2 separate regions of the Mus musculus genome follow, and region 1 is linked to region 2. A link is a contact called in ENCODE Hi-C or POLR2A ChIA-PET data. All regions are on one chromosome and are shown on one strand. Each heading gives the region's core, a stretch centred on a gene start or an enhancer-like site at or near the end of the contact. The rest is flanking DNA. Distances are from core to core; before and after follow the strand shown.

Evidence for each region. A loop is a pair of places that touch in the nucleus more often than their neighbours do. ChIA-PET counts read pairs that join two places held with the same protein, here RNA polymerase II (POLR2A).
Region 1: a loop to region 2 is called in a map of heart, with 8 times the contacts of the local background. The contact joins the enhancer-like site here to the promoter of Efcab2 in region 2. A Hi-C loop is called at or near these places in 14 of 37 maps with a recorded cell type or tissue (adrenal gland, gastrocnemius, heart and 2 more). POLR2A ChIA-PET finds 5 or more read pairs at or near these places in 3 of 5 experiments (Patski and embryonic stem cell).

Annotation. Positions count from the first base shown.
Region 1 is chr1:178,445,300-178,450,399 of GRCm38, reverse strand. All of the region lies in intron 2 of Efcab2 (EF-hand calcium binding domain 2), which reads right to left. Among named protein-coding and RNA genes, the nearest start is that of Efcab2, 42 kb to the right of the region's middle. Within about 2 kb of position 1,986, at least 3 of the 3 ENCODE cell types and tissues checked have a DNase peak (open chromatin) inside an H3K27ac peak, as active enhancers do; they include gastrocnemius, heart and left cerebral cortex, where a contact is called at or near this core.
Region 2 is chr1:178,402,859-178,407,515 of GRCm38, reverse strand. Efcab2 (EF-hand calcium binding domain 2) reads right to left here and starts at 1,498. Exons shown (of 7, transcript NM_026626.3): 1 at 1,383-1,498. The coding sequence starts at 1,413.

The DNA.
Region 1 (5,100 bases), core at 737-3,236, 42 kb before region 2:
CTGGGGTGTTATTTGTTTGTTTGTTGTTTTTTGAGGAAGGGTTTCTCTATGTAGCCCTGGCTGTCCTGTAACTCACTCTGTAGACCAGGTTGACCCCAAACTCAAATGCAAATATCTGCTTGCCTCTGCCTCCTAAGTGCTGGGATGAAAGGTGTGAGCCACCATGCCTGGCTTGTTTGATTTTTTATAAAAGATTTATTTACTTATTTTTATGTGTCTCTGTGTATGACTGTGTCCCATGCATGTGGATACACAGGAGGTCAGCTGAGGGAATTAGATTCCCTGAGTTAGAGTTCAGGTGGGTGTGGGCTCAACATGAGCTCACTTATTGGTTCAGTATGTGTGTTGGTCCAGTAGGTGTGTGGTCCAACACGAGTGCTGGGAACCAAACCCAGGTCCTCTGCAAGAGTGCCCTTAACTGCTGAGCCGTCTCTACTGCCTGACCTCTTTAAAACAAGTTAAAATGATTTTAATATCAGCTAGTTTTTAACAATGGTTTCAGAACGCTTTTCTAAACTGGCTTCTGCACATCAGTCACTGATATTGTGGCTACTGCTATTTCAAACAGCTGATGCAGGAGCCTGTAGACAAGTTAATTTCCTCCATTGACTAGAGTGGTTAGAACCAACTCACTTAGTAATCTACTATGCAAATAAAGCAGAAATCAACAAAAGTCTTATTTAAATTTTTTAAAGCTTTTTAAAATATTATTTTCTTCTCTATAAATCGTTTATGGGATTTTTAATAAACTGACAAATGAAACAACTATTTTATATAAATGTTTTAAAATATGGAAACTTTCATGTATTTTATTCAAATGCATAGATTCCTTATATTGATAAATACAAACCAGCTCTAAAGGCTTTTAAACAGAAGAATTTATTTCTTCATGTATACCATTCAGAAAGAAATGTCACTTAGACAAACAGGTCATGAAGAGCAACCCAACAGAAGAATGGGATGGGTTCCTGATGGACATTCAGTGGGTGTAGTACCCCACTGCTGACACGGGGTGGCAGCAGAGCCACTGAGCTAGACTGAGTCATCCATAAGGGCAGTCAAGGTCACAAACAACAGAGAGGACAGACCAGGGACATCTGATGCACACACCACCACCACCACCACCACCACCACCACCCCCCACCCCCCCACCCCGCCCATCCCCAGTGAGAACAGACAGAGGGCATCTGATGCAATTATGAGGGGCAAAAGGTGCAAAACCGTTTACCCTCTATAATATAACTGCTGTTACACTAAGTATCAGTAAGCAAAACACAATTTGGAAATTTCTAGAACAAAGCAGAATTTTGGAAAATGGGTTCCCATTCATTTAACAAACATTTACTGAAGACTGCTATGCCGGGTACTTACAGAAGAGTAGAGAACAAAACGAAGACCCTGCCTTCTTCCCCTATGAGGGCATTTTTCCTAGATCCAAGTTATTTTAAAACCAAATAATAAAATAAATCTAAAACAAGGGCAGATTTTCTGTTCCAAAATGGCCTCAAAGGCCTTCCTAATCAACTGAAGAGCCTGTAAAAGAGAAGAACAAGGAGTTTCTGCCTCTTATTTGCTGCAAAGCTATTTCTTCTTAGTCTCTGTGCTAGAAGTTACAGTCCCAAAAAGAGCGCTGGCTCTGTAAAAACCCGGACACTGCAGAGACAGAATCAGTAAGTTAATGACACAGCTACTTTTGCTCAGTGCTGTGACTGCTGTGGGGATGAGAAGGACGAGCCCCTGTTCTCGCCTTGGAGCTTACTACTGGGAGGAACAGAGCACAAACATAACTGAGCACAAGCTAATTTTAGTCAGTGATAAGGGCTCTGAAGAAACCGCATCATCATTGCTGCTTTTGTGCCTGTATTAGCTTGCTGAAGCTACCTTGAGAAAGTATCACACGGTGTGGGGGTAGGGCATGGAAGATAAACACTGTCAGCAACTTCTTTTCTCACGGCTCTGAGGGCTGGAAATCTGGTTTCACCCCAAAGCCTCCCAGCTTAACTTGCAGAGAGAGCCCTTGCTATGTCCTAACGGGGCATCCCTCTGAACACAGACACCCTGGCATCTCTCCTGGTATAAGCCAGTGGTAAGCCACCTGCCTGGCATGCACAGGGTGAGAGAGCCAGAGAGAGCAATTAGGCCTCTCTCTCAGCACCGGTTTTAAATCCAATCATCTCTGTAAACACCTGACTTGCAGATAAACTCACATTTTGAGCTAGCAGATACTAAGATTTTGAAACACTTCAAGTCCAGTACAGGCAATAATTTGCGTCTTCATTGTTGTTGTTGCTGTTATTGGTGGTGGTAGTTAAGATCTCAAAAGCACAGCCAACAAAAGCAGTGATAGGCAAATGGAATTATGCCAAACTGAGACTTTCTGCACCAAAGAAAGAGACGACAGATGAAGAGACGAATATAGAATAGAGGAAATATTTGTAAATGATGTATCTGAAAAGGGATTAATATCTAGAAAATATGATGGGTTTGAACAACTAAAAAGTCTCTGGATTAAAAAAAAAGCTAATGATCTGAACAGACATTTTCTAAGATGAGATATACAAATGGTCGACAGACAAACATGAAAATATGTCCAGTGTCACTGCTTACTAGGGAACTGTAAAGCCAAACCACAATGAGATATCACCTCACCCCTCAGAATGGCAATTAACAAAACACTGAAAAGTACAAATGCTGGGGAGGGGAGGGGAGGGAAGGGGAAGGGAGGGGAGGGGAGGGGAGGGGAGGGGAGGGGAGGGGAGGGGAGGGGAGGGGAGGGGAGGGGAGGGGAGGGGAGGGGACGGGAGGGAGACGAACAGACTATTGATGGGAATGTAAATTAGTGCAAGACTAAAACTGGAGATACTGCCATAGCTAGGAGGAAGAGGTTGGAAGACAGACAACCCAGGGGTCTGGTCTCTCTGGCCACTCTGTGGGACCCAAAGATTTCTCTCAGGTTGTCAGGGCTACTACACACAAGTGTTTCTCCCTGTTGAACCATGTCACCAGCCTTCTGTATAAGAATCTTGCTACTTTACTAAAATTCATTTTTCTTTGCAATAGTTTTCTTATCAGTTCTTCTGGGTTCTCTAGATATTTAGTTTTCTTTCCTACAAATAGTTTTTCTTTCTCCTATCTTTTCTACCTCCTACCATATCATGTCCAGTACTTATGTCCATGTCACTGCTTGCCCAATTATGTTAATATTAATTGACAATGGTTAATGTAGATATCCTTATCTTGTTCATAACTTTAACAAAATGGCGCACTTGCCTCCTCTCTAAGGAAGAACCTCAGCTTGGGGCTAAGGAAGCATTCTCTAGTGACTGCTTTATTGAGACTTTAGAATTATCAACATGTGCTGAATTCTGTCAAATGCCTCTTAACTATCTGCATACTAATATGATGTGCTACATAAGTAAATGTCCAGCAAAGTAATACTTTTACATTTCTAGGAAAAACACAATTTGCATTAATGTGCTACTAAATTTTGTTGCTTGTATTTGCAATTTTGTATAGCTATGCATAAGAAAGTTGTGTTGTAGTTTTATGCAATCTTTATTAGGCTTTCAGTGTTAGAATTATATACACTTTGGAAAAATAATTCAGTAGTTTTCCTTTTAGTCCCATCTCCTGAAAGAGATAAGTTCCATAAAGACAACATTTTAAATTTTAATATGCAGCCATCTGGACTGAAGCCTTTTAGCAGCAGAACCCCTTGAAATCCTGGCTACAGAAAGAAGTACATCTAGATTTTCTAGGATCTGTCTGGTTGGCTTTTTACTTCAATTGATTTTCTTAAATATGTATTTTATTCTTCTATGTGTACATGTGTGTGTGAGTGGGTACCTGAGGAGGCCCGCACAGGGAGCTGGAGTTACAGTGGTTATAAACCACATGGGTGGGTGCTGGGAACTGAACTTGGGTCCTCTGCAAGGACAGGACAATCCCTTAACCACTGAGCCACCTTTCCAGCCCTTTTCAGTTGACTTTTTAAATATGTTTTTGAGACTATAATTACATTATTTCTCCCTTGTTTCTTCCCCCCTTGTTCTCTTTCAAATTCGTGTCCTCTTTTTTCTTTGTTGTTACAGACACACACACACATCCCTAATATATAAAAAATACAATCTGCTCAGTCTATTTAATGTCACTTGTATGCATATTTTCAGGAGTGGCCATTCGGCATTAGACAACCAGATGGTGAGTCCTCCCTGGGGAGGACTACTTCTCCCACTCCCCACTCCTCTCATCTGTGGTTCCTTGCCTTTGGTTGAGGTCTCTTGAGCACCACCATTTCCAGGTAAGCATGTCTGTAGGTGCTGTCCTTGTTCAGGACATGTTTAGGCAGCCATAATGGTGAGAAATCATGGGTGAAGCTTCTGTGGCATTTCTAGGAGACACAATCTCTTGACAAACTTGCTGCTCTTCAGGCTCTGGCAATCTTTCTGCTTCCTCCTGCAGTGACCCCTGAGCCTTAGGTGCAGGAGTTCTGTTAGAAACTTATCAGTTGGGACTGGGCTCCACAACTTTGCACGTTGACAAGTTGTGGTTTTCTATACTACTCTCCAAACTAGGAAAGTAAAAAGTGGCCATTCCTGAAGGTGGGAGGGAGAGCAAGACAGAATGGAATAGCAGGGTGCAGGTGCTCTGACAAAGGAAATGGGAAAAACGAGAGGACTTCAATTAGGGAAGGAGGAAAAGGATAATTCAGGAGGGAGGAAAGTAAAATAACAATAAGGATGTCTGAAAAGGAATCACACTAGTATCTACCTAAAACTGCCAACAATACATGTAAGCTGGTGTCTAAATATAAATACATAGTTTAAATGAAAATTTCCCATCTGGGCTGATAATAGTTCCCTCAAGAGCCACACATTACTTAACAAAAGCCCCAACACCACACATGAGAAGTCCTCCTTTGAGTTATCAGGACTGTCCAAGGGATTCCCAAAGCATTACAGACTATCGCTATTGCACTCCCTTAGCTGCCTCCACCCACTAAGGAACTATCCAATCCAAACTTGCTAGATTTATACCAATGTTTCTTTCCAATTTTATAACTAGGTCTTACATGTGATTTTTTTTTCCTTTGAGTTAGTT
Region 2 (4,657 bases), core at 249-2,748:
GCCTCGAACTCAGAAATCTGCCTGCCTCTGCCTCCCAAGTGCTGGGATTAAAGGTGTGCACCACCACCCCCGACTCACCTAAAACATTTTTTATACAACATATTTTGATCATATTCTTTCCCTTCCCCCAACACCTCACCGACACTCCCTGCCCTCTAACTTCATATTCTTTGTAAAAACAACAACAAAAAAGTAGAATAAAACCTTCCATTTCTAAAATAGCACCACAAAAATCTTGATACCTTAGTAGAGTTAAAACTCTATACTACAATGCCGACTTCTGAGATTAATTTTACCATCTATAAATCACAGGTCATCAATAAGATCTCTAGCTGCCAGGAGTGGTGGCGCACGCCTTTAATCCCAGCACTCCGGAGGCAGAAGCAGGCGGATTTCTGAGTTCGAGGCCAGCCAGGTCTACAAAGTGAGTTCCAGGACAGCCAAAACCAAAAAAAAAAAAAAAAAAAAAATCTAGGGTCTCAAGTTTCCCTGCTGGGTTCCTGTAATCACCATGACAATGGACTAAACAACTCGTGTAAATATTAGTTGTTAACCTAACTACTGTGTTCCAAACCAGAGGGTGGGGGTGGGGGTGGGGGAATACAAGAGGGAGGGGAGAGAGTCAGCAAAGATGGAGTGTTACTTTCACTTTTTTTGCAATGTTTGCCATTTACTATTTTAGGGCTTGCTTGACTATTTATTTAGCGGTGATGTTGTCAATTTATCACGTAATGGCTGTTGAGTCACAGATCCGATTTTAAGTCATTCGGCTGGGTTAGCAACAATTCAAAAGGTCTTGCAGTTCAACATGAAACATTAGTTTTTCGGGTCCCCTGAGGCCTCTCGGGTACCCGGCCGGTCTGGGCGGCCCGACAAGTCCCGGCTGGGTTTTCTTTAAAGTGATTAAAGTGCGTGTTCCTTATGCAAGGCTCTAGCGCGACCCGGGCCGCTAGGGCCCAGTCTGACCTGGAGGCTGCGCTCCGCCTGGCGGAGGAGGAGGCAAAATGGAGGCGGCTGGGGCCGGGTTGGGCCGGGCTGGGCGGGGTTTCGGCACAGCCGCAGAGGATCCCGCCAGGTTCTAGTCGCAGCTCCAGTCCTCCATGAGGCCGCCCTCCGGGTTACCCACAGCCCACCCAGACCGCGGCTGGCGCCCTCACGGGGAGGGGAGGTGCCAGGGACAAGGACGCCATTATGAACCTCCCCGGCGGGGGCTACAACAGCCCGCGCAGACCTCTCGAGGGGACGGGAGGGCGGACGGTGGGGACGCGGGCTGGCGCCGCTTTTCAGCCCACTGTCGCCACGCCGAGGGGCTCAAGATGTTGGCCGGGGGGCGCTTCCTCAGGCGCAGAGGCGACGTCGTGGCACCCCAGGCAGGGTCCTACCTGTCCCTTCCGCGTCCCTTTCCTCCGCCATCTTGGTGCGGAGCCGGTCGCCCGGGAGACATCCAGCACGAACCCTGCGGGACCCCGCGGGCGGAGAAAGCCCCTGGATGCACGGTGGCCCCCCGATCCCCGCCCCCACCAGAACCGAGGCCCGCGTTCTTTGGGCCTAGGGGCGTCATTTATTAACAAGGCTCCGGAACCCGCCTGGGCCTGATTGTGACTGTCAAGGACGTAGTGTGCCTTGCTTATTTCTTTATTCATTTCTTTAATTACTTATTTTATTCAGCTTTTTTTTTTCCCGGCCGTCTCAGGTGCGCCCCAGAACCGGGCGCAGACCTGGCGGCCCCTTACACGGTCCCTCCCCGAAAAGCGTCCGCCCACCCCAACCCCACCCGAGCCAGGCCTTGTGGCTCTCTGGCGTCACCCTCTCCTGAGCGGAGCCACTCTGCCAGTCACGGAACTGGAGCGAAAACGGACATGGGCCAGTGCAGGAGGAAGCCCAGCCTTTCCCCGGGATCGCAGAGAGAGAGAGAGAGAGAGAGAGAGAGAGAGAGAGAGAGAGAGAGAGAGAGGACTTGCTGTAGAAAAACATGTGCAAAATAGGCGCAAACACTGCGTCGCCAAGGCTGCAATTTCTGATACAAAATAGTGTTCTCATAGCAACAAATAAATTGACGGTCTGTTCTCAGGGATACACACATTTTGTATGTTGATGGTGCAATTTGGCATGACCTTCCGATGAGAATTTTGAGTACTGAGAAACTTGGCTATCGCGTGTTTTGTTATTTGATGGATAAGCTCAGAATACTAAGATTCTCCCTTAAATGAAACCCCCCCAAAACAAACAAACAAACAAACAAACAAAAAAAACCCAACAGTTTTGAAATGTCTAACAATGTGACTCAAATTAATATCTAGTTTTAATCTTTAATGATAATTTCATGGTATATGTGTACTTATTTAAATATTTTTGTAAAAGTAACTAAATGTAGAGGCCTTTGTTTTGTCTTGATTTTTCTTTAATATAGTTATTTATTCACTTTACATCTCAGTATTTTATTTTTTATTATTAGTTTTTATTCATCGAAGTTCTGTAATCTCAGTGAATGAACCCTCAAAGCAGGCCAACTGTACTCTTCATTAAAATATTTTTTTCTATAGGCAATAAAGATTTGATGAAGTGTCTAACTACAATTTGAATAATCAGAAAATGGTGCATATCAAGCAAATTTCCCCAGCACTCAGGAGGCAGAGGCAGGCAGATTTCTGAGTTCGAGGCCAGCCTGGTCTACAGAGTGAGTTCCAGGACAGCCAGGGCTACACAGAGAAACCCTGTCTCAAAAAAACAAAAACAAAAACAAAAACAAAACAATAAAACAAAAAGAAAGAGAAAGAAAGAAAGGAAAAGAAAGAAAAGAAAGACTTCCAAGATGAACTCAAGCATACAGTAAATTAATCACCCCAAAATATGGAAGAGTAATTTATATTAATATTTTATTTATTTTATATTAATATTTTATTTATTTTATATTAATATTTACATTCTGTGTGTTCCCCTTACTCTCCCTGAAGATGAAGGACTTTGTAGCAAGTATGGGAAGGAAGAGAACTGTCCCTTCCTGATGGAAGGTGACCCTGAGCATTGCCTGCCCCTTATCTTTACCTCCTCTTCAATGGTCCCATAGGCAAAGTTTTCAAAATGTTTATAGTGCTTTTATTTTATTTACTTGTTTCTACCACATACATTTCCAGCCAGTAACGTTGTTCTATACACTGGGACATTCTGACTGGAATTGTGTGTGAGAGATGTGTGTGTGTGTGTGCGTGTGTGCGCACGCACCTGTAGCTTGTAGTTTGTGTCTTTGCTTTAGTGTTTTGTATGAGGAAGGATTCTCTTTAGGTGCTCAGACTGGTCTTAAATTCCTGGGCTCAAGTGATGCTTCTGTTCAGCCTTCATGAGTTTCTAGAACTTCAGGTGCACACACTGACATCTAATCTGAAATAATATAGGTCTTAAAAATGAAAACAAGCTAGTGTTCTCAATGACTTTTCCAAGCCACTCAGATTCAATGAACTTACTGTAAGACAGATTTTCCTCTTGCTTTATATTTTTGTATCAATAAAAGTATTGGCAGCACATGGTAAAAAAATGGAATCCTTACATAAGCATTTGTTCATAGACCTAGTTAACATTTAAAAGTTAAGCAAATTTCTCTGTAACTCCCCTCCTAACATTTTGTACATTCTACTAAACTAATAAAGTATTTCATTTTAGTTATTCTAAATCATATTAGTTTGTACTCCTTTGAGTTCTTCTTGAAAATTTAAAACAATACCATCAAATCAGGTGAGGAAGTTGGGAGATGGAGGCAGGAGGATCAGGAGTTCAAGGTCACCCTCATACAGCAGTGAGTTCAAGGTCAGCATGATGATGGAGATTTTACTCAACTGTAAAAGGTACATGCTTACCATTCATAAAAGCCTAGGTCCAATCCCCAGCACCAATAAAAAGAAACTACAACCAAAAGGCTTGGACCTTAGGTAGTTAATACACTGTTGATCTAGGTTTAGCATTCACACCTATAGTCACAGCATTGGGAGGCTGGGATGAAGATTTCTGAAAGTTCAAGGTCTGCCTGCGCAATAGTCTAAGACCCTATAACAAAAAGCCAAATTAAAAAAAAAAAAATACTGCAGGGCAGGTAGTAAAAAAGAAAGAAAGACCAGGCAGTGGTGGTGCATGCCTTTAATTCCAGCACTTGAGAGGCAGAGGCAGGCAGATTTTTGAGTTCAAGGCCAGCCTGCTCTACAGAGTGAGTTCCAGGACAGCCAAGGCTACACAGAAAAACCCTATCTCAAAAAAACAAAAAAACAAAAAAACTACTCCCTCTCCAACTTTGAAGACAAGAGACACAACTTACCCATATTTACAGTACCTAGCCTCACTGGAGCCTATTTTAAGTATTTAATTTTCCAACTTGGTTAATGTACGCTTATTTTTTTTTCAAATCTACTTTTAATATGGATTCTTAAATACTTTAACCTCCCTTCTAGCCCACCACCCATCAGAGGTAGTGGGAAAGAAAGGTTATTAGGATACGGGGAAGTGGACCTAAACAGAATTGTTCTTTGGAGCAAATCTCAGCTGCGTTGTCAGGAAATCAGCAGTTCGGTTCTCAGGAGTCAGCAGTTGTAGCTCTATCCACTCGAGAACACTTCACAGATACACCGGCAGTAAACCAGCAGTGACGGCACTGCCTAGCAGACATAGCCAG